Linked DNA regions of Mus musculus: region 1 is linked to region 2. A link is a contact called in ENCODE POLR2A ChIA-PET data. All regions are on one chromosome and are shown on one strand. The core of a region is the stretch at or near the end of the contact, and the rest is flanking DNA. Distances in the headings are between cores, read along the strand shown.

What was found. ChIA-PET counts read pairs that join two places held with the same protein, here RNA polymerase II (POLR2A).
Region 1: POLR2A ChIA-PET joins it to region 2 with 11 read pairs in Patski. The contact joins the enhancer-like site here to the promoter of Lgals1 in region 2. POLR2A ChIA-PET finds 5 or more read pairs at or near these places in 4 of 5 experiments (Patski and embryonic stem cell).

The regions. Positions count from the first base shown.
Region 1 is chr15:78,985,936-78,990,547 of GRCm38, forward strand. It overlaps Triobp (TRIO and F-actin binding protein), which reads left to right. Exons shown (of 25, transcript NM_001039156.1): 13 at 1,957-2,013. Among named protein-coding and RNA genes, the nearest start is that of Mir6956, 14 kb to the right of the region's middle. Within about 2 kb of position 2,761, at least 3 of the 3 ENCODE cell types and tissues checked have a DNase peak (open chromatin) inside an H3K27ac peak, as active enhancers do.
Region 2 is chr15:78,923,747-78,928,765 of GRCm38, forward strand. It overlaps Lgals1 (lectin, galactose binding, soluble 1), which reads left to right and starts at 2,979. Exons shown (of 4, transcript NM_008495.2): 1 at 2,979-3,058; 2 at 4,224-4,303. The coding sequence starts at 3,050. Gm30368 (a long non-coding RNA gene) reads right to left here and starts at 4,225. Exons shown (of 6, transcript XR_003951546.1): 1 at 3,298-4,225; 2 at 2,937-3,201; 3 at 1,459-1,591.

The DNA.
Region 1 (4,612 bases), core at 1,511-4,010, 62 kb after region 2:
CCTGAGTCTGCGTTTCTGCACTGGGATCATAGGCATGTCCCATCGAATCCAGCTTTTGATATGGGTGCTAGGGGGTCGTAGCTTGGGTCCACGTGCTTGTGTGGAGTATGCTTTGCTGGCTGAACCACCTCCCTGGTTCTTGTGAGATATTTTAACCCTGCCCCTAGGTTCCCCTCCCAGAAGGATGGGACACTCACTCTGCTGGTCTTCTTTCCCTCAAGTTGCTAGCTAGGTCACACCAGATCTGACATGCCTTCGTTGTTACTGGTCTTGAGTCACCTGGCTGCCCAGACTGTGGTACATTCTATCCCTCTGGAAGACTGAGGCTGGGGCAGAACCCGTGGTCATCTGCCACATATGATCCAGAAGCTGGAGGGGGCCACACATGTCACAAAGGGAGATGGTTGTTGCTATTATGTATACTTGGTATGCAGCATTCTGCATCCCTGTCACTGTGCCTGGTGACCTTCTCCTTCGGATTAGCCCCATGGTGCCGGCTTTTGGCTGTTTGGAGTCAGTGTGGGGGTCAGGGGATCTGCCCCAAAGCACAGGAATGTTTATAAAGGAGGTTAAAAAAACCTCTTCCTACACAGCCTCTCCTGATACCTGTTGTGGTTAGGCCTTTCCTCCAGGTCCTGAGGCTGTGTTTGTGGGAGGTCCGAGATGAAGGGAAATGGAGCCAGATATGGGTGGTTACAGCCTTCAGTTTTAGCCAGGGATCATCCTGGGTCGCCTTGTCACAGATGGGAGACGGTCTGACAGAAGAGAAAGCAAACAGGACGATCACAGCCTCAGGGTTTCCGGGCTTGGAGCACAGCCCACCTTCTCCCTCAGACAGGTATACAGGATGAGGGAGCCCCAACTCTGGCTGTGGATAGCTCTAGGTGTTTAGGCTACTGGCTGGGGTATGCTTTCAGCACACTGACTCTGCCTGAGGAAATCGGGGTTCTCTAAAGGAGTGCAGGCCCACAGAGGTGGCTGGGTCAGGTGGCTCTGGTTCCCAGCTGCCACCTGCACCCTGCTACACTGTCCCACTGACTCTCTTCATGCAACCAGACACCTTGGCCTGGTGAGGCTCACTCGATGCACACTCTGATAGGTGGGCTCAGAGCCATGGCAACAGGTGGCCACCTCCTCCCCGCCAGCCTGTTTGGCCTGCCCTGTTCTCCCTGCCAGCGAGCAGGAGCTGAGGCTACTAAAGGATAAGAGACCTAGATAGGAGAGGGGCCCCAGTGGTCAGAGAGGGTCTGGTGGATGATATCCACCAGATGAGCGGGTCGGGAAACTGCCAGGATGATCCCCCACATGTAGGCCCGGGCAGAGAGAGCTAGCTCACAGCCTCCCTGTGGAACATGCTACAGCTGGGGCCTCCCAGACTTCAGGGCTATGCATCTCTGGGTAGGACCCGCCAGGTAGGGCTTGCCAGGATTGAGGTGCTATGGCCTGTCTAAGGAGACGTAAGGGGAAGAGGCCTTAGAATATCTGCCCTCAGCCTGGCCTGGCTCAACCTTTCAGGGTCTCTAGGAGATGAGGGAAGGGTAGGAGTGGTGGCCTGGACAGAACATTGGGTTGTGTTCCGCGTGGCCCACCTAGATCTTACCGAAGAGGACTAGGCTATTTCTCGAGGCTGCTCTCTGGATTCCCTGGGGCTCTCTTTATAGGAAAAGTTCCTTTTGTCTCTCCCTCTCCCCATCTTGGGTAGGGCCGGGGAGCTTGGACACCTGGGGAGGGGGAGATGCTGGGGGAAAGGTCTAAGGCTGTCTCAGTGGCGGGGAGTCTGCTTGGTTTGGGGGTAGGTGAGGAGAGTTAAGTTCTCTGGGTCCTTTGCCCTCGCCGTTGGTCTCCCAGGACCTCAGTGTCACCAGGACTACGACAGGATGACTGTCGCATTCCCTTCTAGCAGCCCCGTCGGCTTTCACACTGAGTCTGACCATTTGCCTTCTCATCTTCCTGTAGCCCGATCTGCTCAACTTCAAGAAAGGATGGATGTCAATCTTGGATGAGCCTGGAGAGGTAGGAGACTGGAGGGGAGGGACTGGCCGGGCTGATGCAGGGCTTCCGTGGAGAGGCTCTTGGGGTGGGTAAAGGGGTCCGATGGGAGGGCCAGTGAAAACCCTAATGGAGTTGAATTTCTGGTCGAGGGAGAGGCTTAGTGAATGCTTAGGAGGGACAGGTTGCTGGCTCTAGGCTTCCTCATGAGTCTTAACATGTGAGGCACAGGGTGGAGCCTCCCTGCCATGCACGCTCCAGATCCCATCTTTAGCTCTCGACAGGAGTATCTTGGCTCTCCTTCCTCATGACAATGCTTGACAGGAGTCTGAGGGTCTGGGGTGAAGGCTTCCCGAGTTGTACCTGAGTTGTACCAACTTCCAGACAGTACAGAGTAGGGCACAGGACACAGGCCAGACCTGTCGGTGGAACCACAGCCTCAGTCAGCAGATCTGTGACATGGGTATGATGGAGAACAGAGTCACTCACAGAGGTGACTGCGTGAGGAGCCGGAAGCTTCTAAGCTTAGTTCATCACCCCTCCGTCTTTCCAGTCTACTGTGACTGGCCTTGGAAATAGCTGAGGTGGTGCCGTTCACCAGCTCTGCTCTTTCAGCGGCCAGGCAAAGCCGGAGGCTGGGAGCTAAACTGGCTTTCCGCCTACTCTGCCTGCATGTGCCCATGGCTCGGATCTGCATCAGATCTGCATGCGGTCCGCATGCTGGGCAGGGCTCAGAGCCAAGGGGAATCGCATTGTGTTTCCTGCCCACGCGCTTTAATTCCCCGCAGCCTTCTGTCCCCGCTGCCTGCTTGCCATCCCTTAGTGGCTGCTGGCCAGGCTCACACAAGGCCTGGCGCCCTGCCAGTGACCCCTTTCTGGCCTCCCTACCCCAAGTCCCTGGAGGGCAGAGGGATTATGGGCACCACCCAGAACTGGCCATTACTCATGCTCTTTCACTGGGTTTTGGAATGTCCAAACTGGAAGGGCCTTGGGAGGGCAGCCAGCCCCAGCCCCTCATGTACAGATGGGAGTCGGAGCCACAAGAGTGAGCTCTCTTCCAGGCTGAGTGATACCCTGGGCAGCCCAGGCCTAGAACCTGGGGCCCTCAGAGCTTCATCCATCTTCTGTTACAATTAGGGACAGAGCTGACCTAGACAACCAAGAAACCATTATCCATAGAACCCTCCTCACTTCACAGAGACACTTGAGTTCCCAAGTGGTACCTTAGTCCACTCCAGGAGCAAGATTGTTTTAAGAGTGCCAGGCAGTGGTGGCACACGCCTTTAATCCCAGCACTTGGGAGACAGAGGCAGGCGGATTTCTGAGTTCAAGGCCAGCCTGGTCTACAAAGTGAGTTCCAGAACAGCCAGGGCTACACAGAGAAACCCTGTCTCGGGCGGGGAGGAGGGAGCAGGTTGGGTGGGGGGAACGACAGATAACCTGTAGCCTGACCCAAAATCTAGACTTCTTGCCATTCCCAGTGTAGAGTCAGAACAGTGAAGGCTGGGGAGGTGGTGACCCTTGCTGAGAGACACATGGCAAGGCAACACTCACACTCTGGGCATTTGGTGCTTAAACCCTGTTTCTCAGGGGAGACCCCTGGGAAGAAGTAGAAAGCATCACCCTCAAATGCTAGAAACCGTATCATGTCCCTATGGGATAAAAATAGGAAATAGCCTAGGCAGGGTTGTGGTGTTGGGGGAGCCCCAAGAGGGCTGCACCAGGACACACTGATCCAGCAGTGGGCTGATGGCAACTAGGATCCCAGGAAAGTGGCCAGCAGTCGTCTGAGACACACATGAGATGCTCGGCTGCCTGTCCCTTTCCCATGTGGCTTCCCAGCCTAAAAGAGGTACTGCAGGGACTCACACTGCGGAATCACAAATGTGAGGGTTAACCAATGCACTCTCACACCGGAACATGTGTGTAACCAGCCCGCAGCACAGATGGGGGAGCAACACTCAGTTGCCTGCCCCAGGCCTCTTTCTAGTCCTTCTGTCTGAGAGGCCTTTGTCCTTGACCCTGTGTCAGGCCAGCACGCAGAGAAAGACTTGCAGAGGTCTGGCCCCACTTAGTCACTGCCCCTGTAGGCATTTAACTTCACAGAGCCTGTACCTTCCTTCATCGGCACTGGAGAAAGGCACGTGCTATGCTGAGCTCTGATATCTTGAGTGGTCCTGAATGAGCTTCAAATACTTCAGTTGATAGAATGGTTGCCTACCAGGCAAGACTCTGGCCTTGATGCCCAGCATCATATAATACAGGCATGATGGTGCATGCCTGTAATTCTAGTGCCCAGGAGGTTGAAGGCTGGATGATCAGAAGAAGTTCAGGGTCAAGGCAGAAAGACAGCCGCTAAAGCGCTTGCCGTGGCGAGCTTGGTGGCCTGAGTTGATTCCAGGAATCTAAGAAGGGTAAAGGTGAAGGGAAGAGAACGGTCTCCACAGAGTTGTCCTCTAACACACACTCGAACATGCCATACATGTACCCACCCATATGCTTACATGCGCGCGGGCACACATACACACACACACACACACACACACTACCACACAATACCCATCCACACACTCTGACCCACACGTGCACTGCCGCACACGTACCCACCCACAACCTGATCATC
Region 2 (5,019 bases), core at 1,729-4,228:
GTGACTTGAGGGCGGGGCTGGAGATGATGGGGCAGGCCAACCTCACTCCAGATGTGATAGCATCTCCCCTGTGCCCTGCGGGTTTCCCTCTCCTCACATCCTGGGTGGGCTTTCCACATCTGGAGGGAGGAGCTAGAGATGAGCCTGGGAGGAAGAGGCTGGGTAGGGCAAGAGGATTGCTGGCCTGGCCTCCAGATGTGACTCAATGACCCCTTATCGTCACAACTCTTCCAAGATGGTAGCTTCGGAAGGGGAACGGCTACACGGACCCCCTGTTGCCCCGACACCTGATTCCCAGCGTGAGCCAAATACCCCTCTAACTAACCAGAGGTTTTAGGGCAGGAGAGGGGGCTCTGGCAGCCAACCAATGGAGCTGGGCCTCTACACCAATTAAAGAGATAACTAGTTGGTAGAATGCTCACTTAGCACGAGTGAAGGTCTGGTTTAATCCCCAACAAGTCAGTTGTCACAGGCCTGAAATCCCAGAACTTGAGAGGCAGGAGCAGGGGGGTCAGAGGTTTAAGGTCAGCCTTAGCCCAGCAAGCTTGAGGCCGGGCTGTACTGCGTAAGACTCCTGCCTAAAAAGAGGCTAAGGGGACATCAGGTTAACAAACACAAAAGGATTTATTCAATGTGGCCACACTGGGAAAGGGAACAGATCAAGAGTCTCAGTAACCCCAAGTTTGTTTTGGGGTACTAATGTGAGTTGGCTTTTGGAGAGGCCGTTGTTGCTGTTTTAGCTGCTAATTTTTGTTTGGTTATTTGGTTGGTTTGGTTTGGTTTGGTTTGGTTTGGTTTGGTTTGGTTTGGTTTTTAAGACAGGGTTTCTCTCTGTACTCCTGACTATCCAGGAACTTCAATCTGTAAGCCAGACTGTCTTTGAACTCACAGAGAGCTGCCTCTGTCTACATCCTGAATGCTGGGGTCAGAGGTGTGTACCACCACTGCCTGGATAGCTGCTAATTTGTTTTTTTGTTTTTGTGTTTTTGTTTTTGTTTTCCGAGACAGGGTTTCTCTGTGTAGCCCTGGCTGTCCCGGAACTCACTCTGTAGACCAGGCTGGCCTCGAACTCAGAAATCCACCTGCCTCTGCCTCCCAAGTGCTGGGATTAAAGGCATGCACCGCCACTGCCCGTTTTTTGTTTTTTGTTGTTGTTTTGTTTTTTGTTTTGTTTTTTGTTTTTGTTTTTTTTTTGTTTTTTGTTTTTTAGCCAGGGTCTCATGTAGCAGATGAGAATTCCTAATCCTCCTGCCTCATTTTCCCAAGTGCTGGTGTTACAGGCATGAGCCACCATGTAGTTTAAGTTTAAATATTGAAAGAATCAGCACAGATAACAAGAGGTATGCATACCTGGGCTGACTGACTGGCTCTGTACGATGGCTTAAAGAAGTCATATTGCTTAAGGGGATGTGTAAGTTCTAGGGAGAGGGTCACTCCTTCTCCCGGGTGTGCAGTTACCTCAGGAACACTCCGGTGGGGGAGGGGTTGTCCTGCAAGGCTTGGCTCGGCATTTTTGAGACAGTGACTAGTCTTCGTGCCTTTGGCTTAGAAGGGTGATGGTCAGGTCAGGAAGGCGGAGGGAAGCGAGAGCCTGAGCCAAAGGAAGGAGACAGAGATACAAAGACAAAGGCAGAGAGGGCAGACTCACCCTTTCAGTAACCTTCCAGGGCACGGGAGGAATCCAGGCTTTTTGGCAAGAGCAGCTTTGAAGTGCCTGTATTATCACACACCCTCCGCTCTGCTCAGTGAACCTCCCTAAGTCTCTCATGTCACCCCATGACCCTCTGTAGCTCCCCAAGACCCTCAGGTAAAAGACACTGAAACCCTTTACCTGGCCCACAAGACCCTTCATGATCTTTAACGCCCAGCTTTCTCCTACATGGTAAGCAGCTCGTTCCCCAGGCACGGGCTTCTCATCTCCAAGCCTTTGCCCAGTTGGAATGCTGGGTCCTTTCAAATCCCTGCTTCATATGTCAGTCTCTACCCCACCATGGTGAGTGTTTGCCCTGCTCAGTGCCAGTGCGGTGTTATTTCTTAATTCAACGCATAGTCACATTCTATCCAAACCGTGAATTCTGAGAGCAGGGCCTGGGAGGGGCTCATCTTCATGCCCTCTGAGGCCAGCACGGAGCTAGACACACAGTAGGGGCTCAGGAAAATAACTGCTAAATGAATGGGAAGGGATGGCCAAGTCTCTTCTCTAAAAGTGGGAATGAGACCAAGGGGGCACATCTGGCACACCCTGGACTGCCCCGAGGCTTGCCTCTCAGGCCCCGGGGATGTCACAGCCAAGGCACTCAGAACTCTCTGCAGGCCCTGCAGTGGGGTGAAGTCCAAGGTATGAGCCAAGGACACCAGCCTCAGGCCTGGCGCCCAGCCCAGGCTTTCTTTAGCCCTAGTGAGCTGCACTGAGCCGTAGCCACAGTCCTCTGCTTCCGGGGAAAGCCCTGGTGGGGCCTGTGCTTTGTGGTCCTCCTCAGTCCTCCCGCAGAAGCCCACAGTGGGAGTCACAGCGAGAGCCACACCCTGGCCTGCCAGGCGGCAGCCTCTTCAGAGAGCCTTGCTCTAATTCTCTGCAGGCATCTATACACACATCCCCCTCCCCCACCAGCTGCGCTGGGACCTAGGGGCTTTCTCCCTGCTGGCCCCAGGCCCTATCCCGCCAACTCTTAGGTTTAACTCATCCTTAAACTATTTTCCATTGGCTCCCCCAATCTCTGCCACAGCACAAATCTTTTTTTAGTGGAAAGAGGGATGGAGAAGAATAAGAGGCGGCGCCAGGACCCTGAGGGAGGGGCTAGGAGGGGGGGTCTCCTCTCTGACTGGTCACCTCTGCTCCAAAATTGACTTTATAATCCATAGACTCCACTTCTGGTGGCCCCCATCCTTGTCCTGACATGCAATTGGCTGAACTCCCGGGGAGGGGCGGGACTCACCGGGTCTGATCCAGTTAAAAAGGTCGGAGCGGGCCTGGGGCCCGTCTCTCGGGTGGAGTCTTCTGACTGCTGGTGGAGCAGGTCTCAGGAATCTCTTCGCTTCAGCTTCAATCATGGCCTGTGTGAGTGCGGGACCCTCTGTTCCAAGGTCTAGGGGACTGAGCAGAAGCAGATGGGCACAGGAGAGTAGACAATTGGGGACTTGCTTCTGGTCCCAGCTGTGCTGCCTTGGACAGGTGTTTTCTCTGGTCCTCAGTGGCTACATCTGTAAAATGGGGGTGGCTGTCACTGTTCCCCCCTGAAACCTTAAGCGTCTCTGGCTTAAGAATGTTCTGGACTTCTCGTAGTTCTGGCCGCATACCTGCCTTGCAAAGTCCAGTATTCTGCTGCTTTGCCGTTTTCTGAGAAGTGGGAGTGGGAAGGGTGTGGCCACCCGGGGAAAAGGGAGGCAGGGGGACATTTTGGCCAAGGCCATTCCCTGTTCACTCTTCCTCTCCACTCTAGAGTCTCCTGACCCCTCCCCCGCTGCAGCTGTCCCCAGTCACAGGGCCAGGGCTCAGTTGGTCACCCTCTGCTCCAGAAAACTAAAAAAAAAAAAAAAAAAACCCTCCCGGGCCTAAGATAGGCTCCAGGCTGGTCAGTGGAGGCGGGTCAGGGCTGGGCGGAGGAAACTGCATGCATTTGCACAGACAGGCAAGCCCTCAGGTATAGGGTTCAAATGTCAAAGAAACCCCTTGCCCAAATGAACTCCTGTCAACTCACCCAGGTAGGTGCACAGCAGTGCCCTGATATGTACTGGGCTCTCTAGCGTGCTAAGTCCACATTGCCACTCTCGGGCTGCCCAGTCCCACCGCCCCTCAGCCTCTCCGCTCCCTCCCGATGGTGTGCATCTAAGCAGAGAGCCTTGAAGCCGATTGGGGAGGCAAAGGCTGTTTTCTCTATCTCAGAGAAGCAAGGCCTTAGGCTAGTGGTCGCCTAATCCTTCCATCAGCAAAATGAGGATTTAGGAAGTCACACTCCATCTCCCCTCCACTCTAAGTCCAGGTCTCCAAGCTGATGTCTTTTAGGGCTTGTTCTGTAGGACAGTCACAAGTTTGACACCCTGCTGGGAATGAAGTCGTTCCCCATCAACTTACACCCTATCCTGACCAGCCCATCCCACCTCGGGCTTCCCCTAGGGCTGGTCAGGGTACTCCAGGGTGGGAATGACCCCATCCCTACACCCCAGCCCAATGCAGGTAGGTCTAACTCCAACCTAAACACAGCTCGGTGCTCTTGTCTACACAGGGTCTGGTCGCCAGCAACCTGAATCTCAAACCTGGGGAATGTCTCAAAGTTCGGGGAGAGGTGGCCTCGGACGCCAAGAGGTGAGACTGGAGAAAAGAATGGAGCGGGCAGGGGGCCAGGTTCGCAGATTTAGGTTGCGATGGGCGTGGCCGGCCGGAACCGCTCATTCCCCAGCCCGCAGCTGGTTAACGGGCAGCTGCAGATGCTGCGTTTTCTGGGTGAGTCACTTCCTCGCTGGGTCTAGTCGACGTCGCCGTGGTCTCCCCCTCCCTCCCGCCTCCTTTCTCCCGGCTGAAGTTTCTTAAACTAAAGCAGCTGCTGCTTCAACGACTCCGGCTTGCCCCTCCCCTTCCGCGGGGGGGGGGGCGGGGGTGGCGCGAGGGAGCGGGGGAGAGGCGTTGAGGGAGTGGTCACCCACGTGCCTGCTGCCTGAGGGTGCCCTGCAGGGGCTCAATCTTTTTTCCAGAGCTTCCTCCTCATTCATACCGCCCCACCGCCCCCCCCCCCCCGCCCCCAGCAGCCATGTGAGTTTGGACCAGTCACCCAAGCTCACGAGGCCTCGACTTTTTTTTTTCTTTTCTTTTCTTCTCCGAAGACAGGGTCTCCTTATATAGCCCTGGCTAGCATGGAATCTGTGTTGACCAGGCTGGCCTCCACGAAGACCCACATGTCTCGTCTCCCCAGAGCTGGGATAGAAAGTGTGTACTTCCATATTCCACACCCCTAAGAGCCTGGGGTTCCTAATAAAGCCAGAGGGAAAGTGGTGGAGGGGAGAGAGCCAGGGCCAGTTCCATCA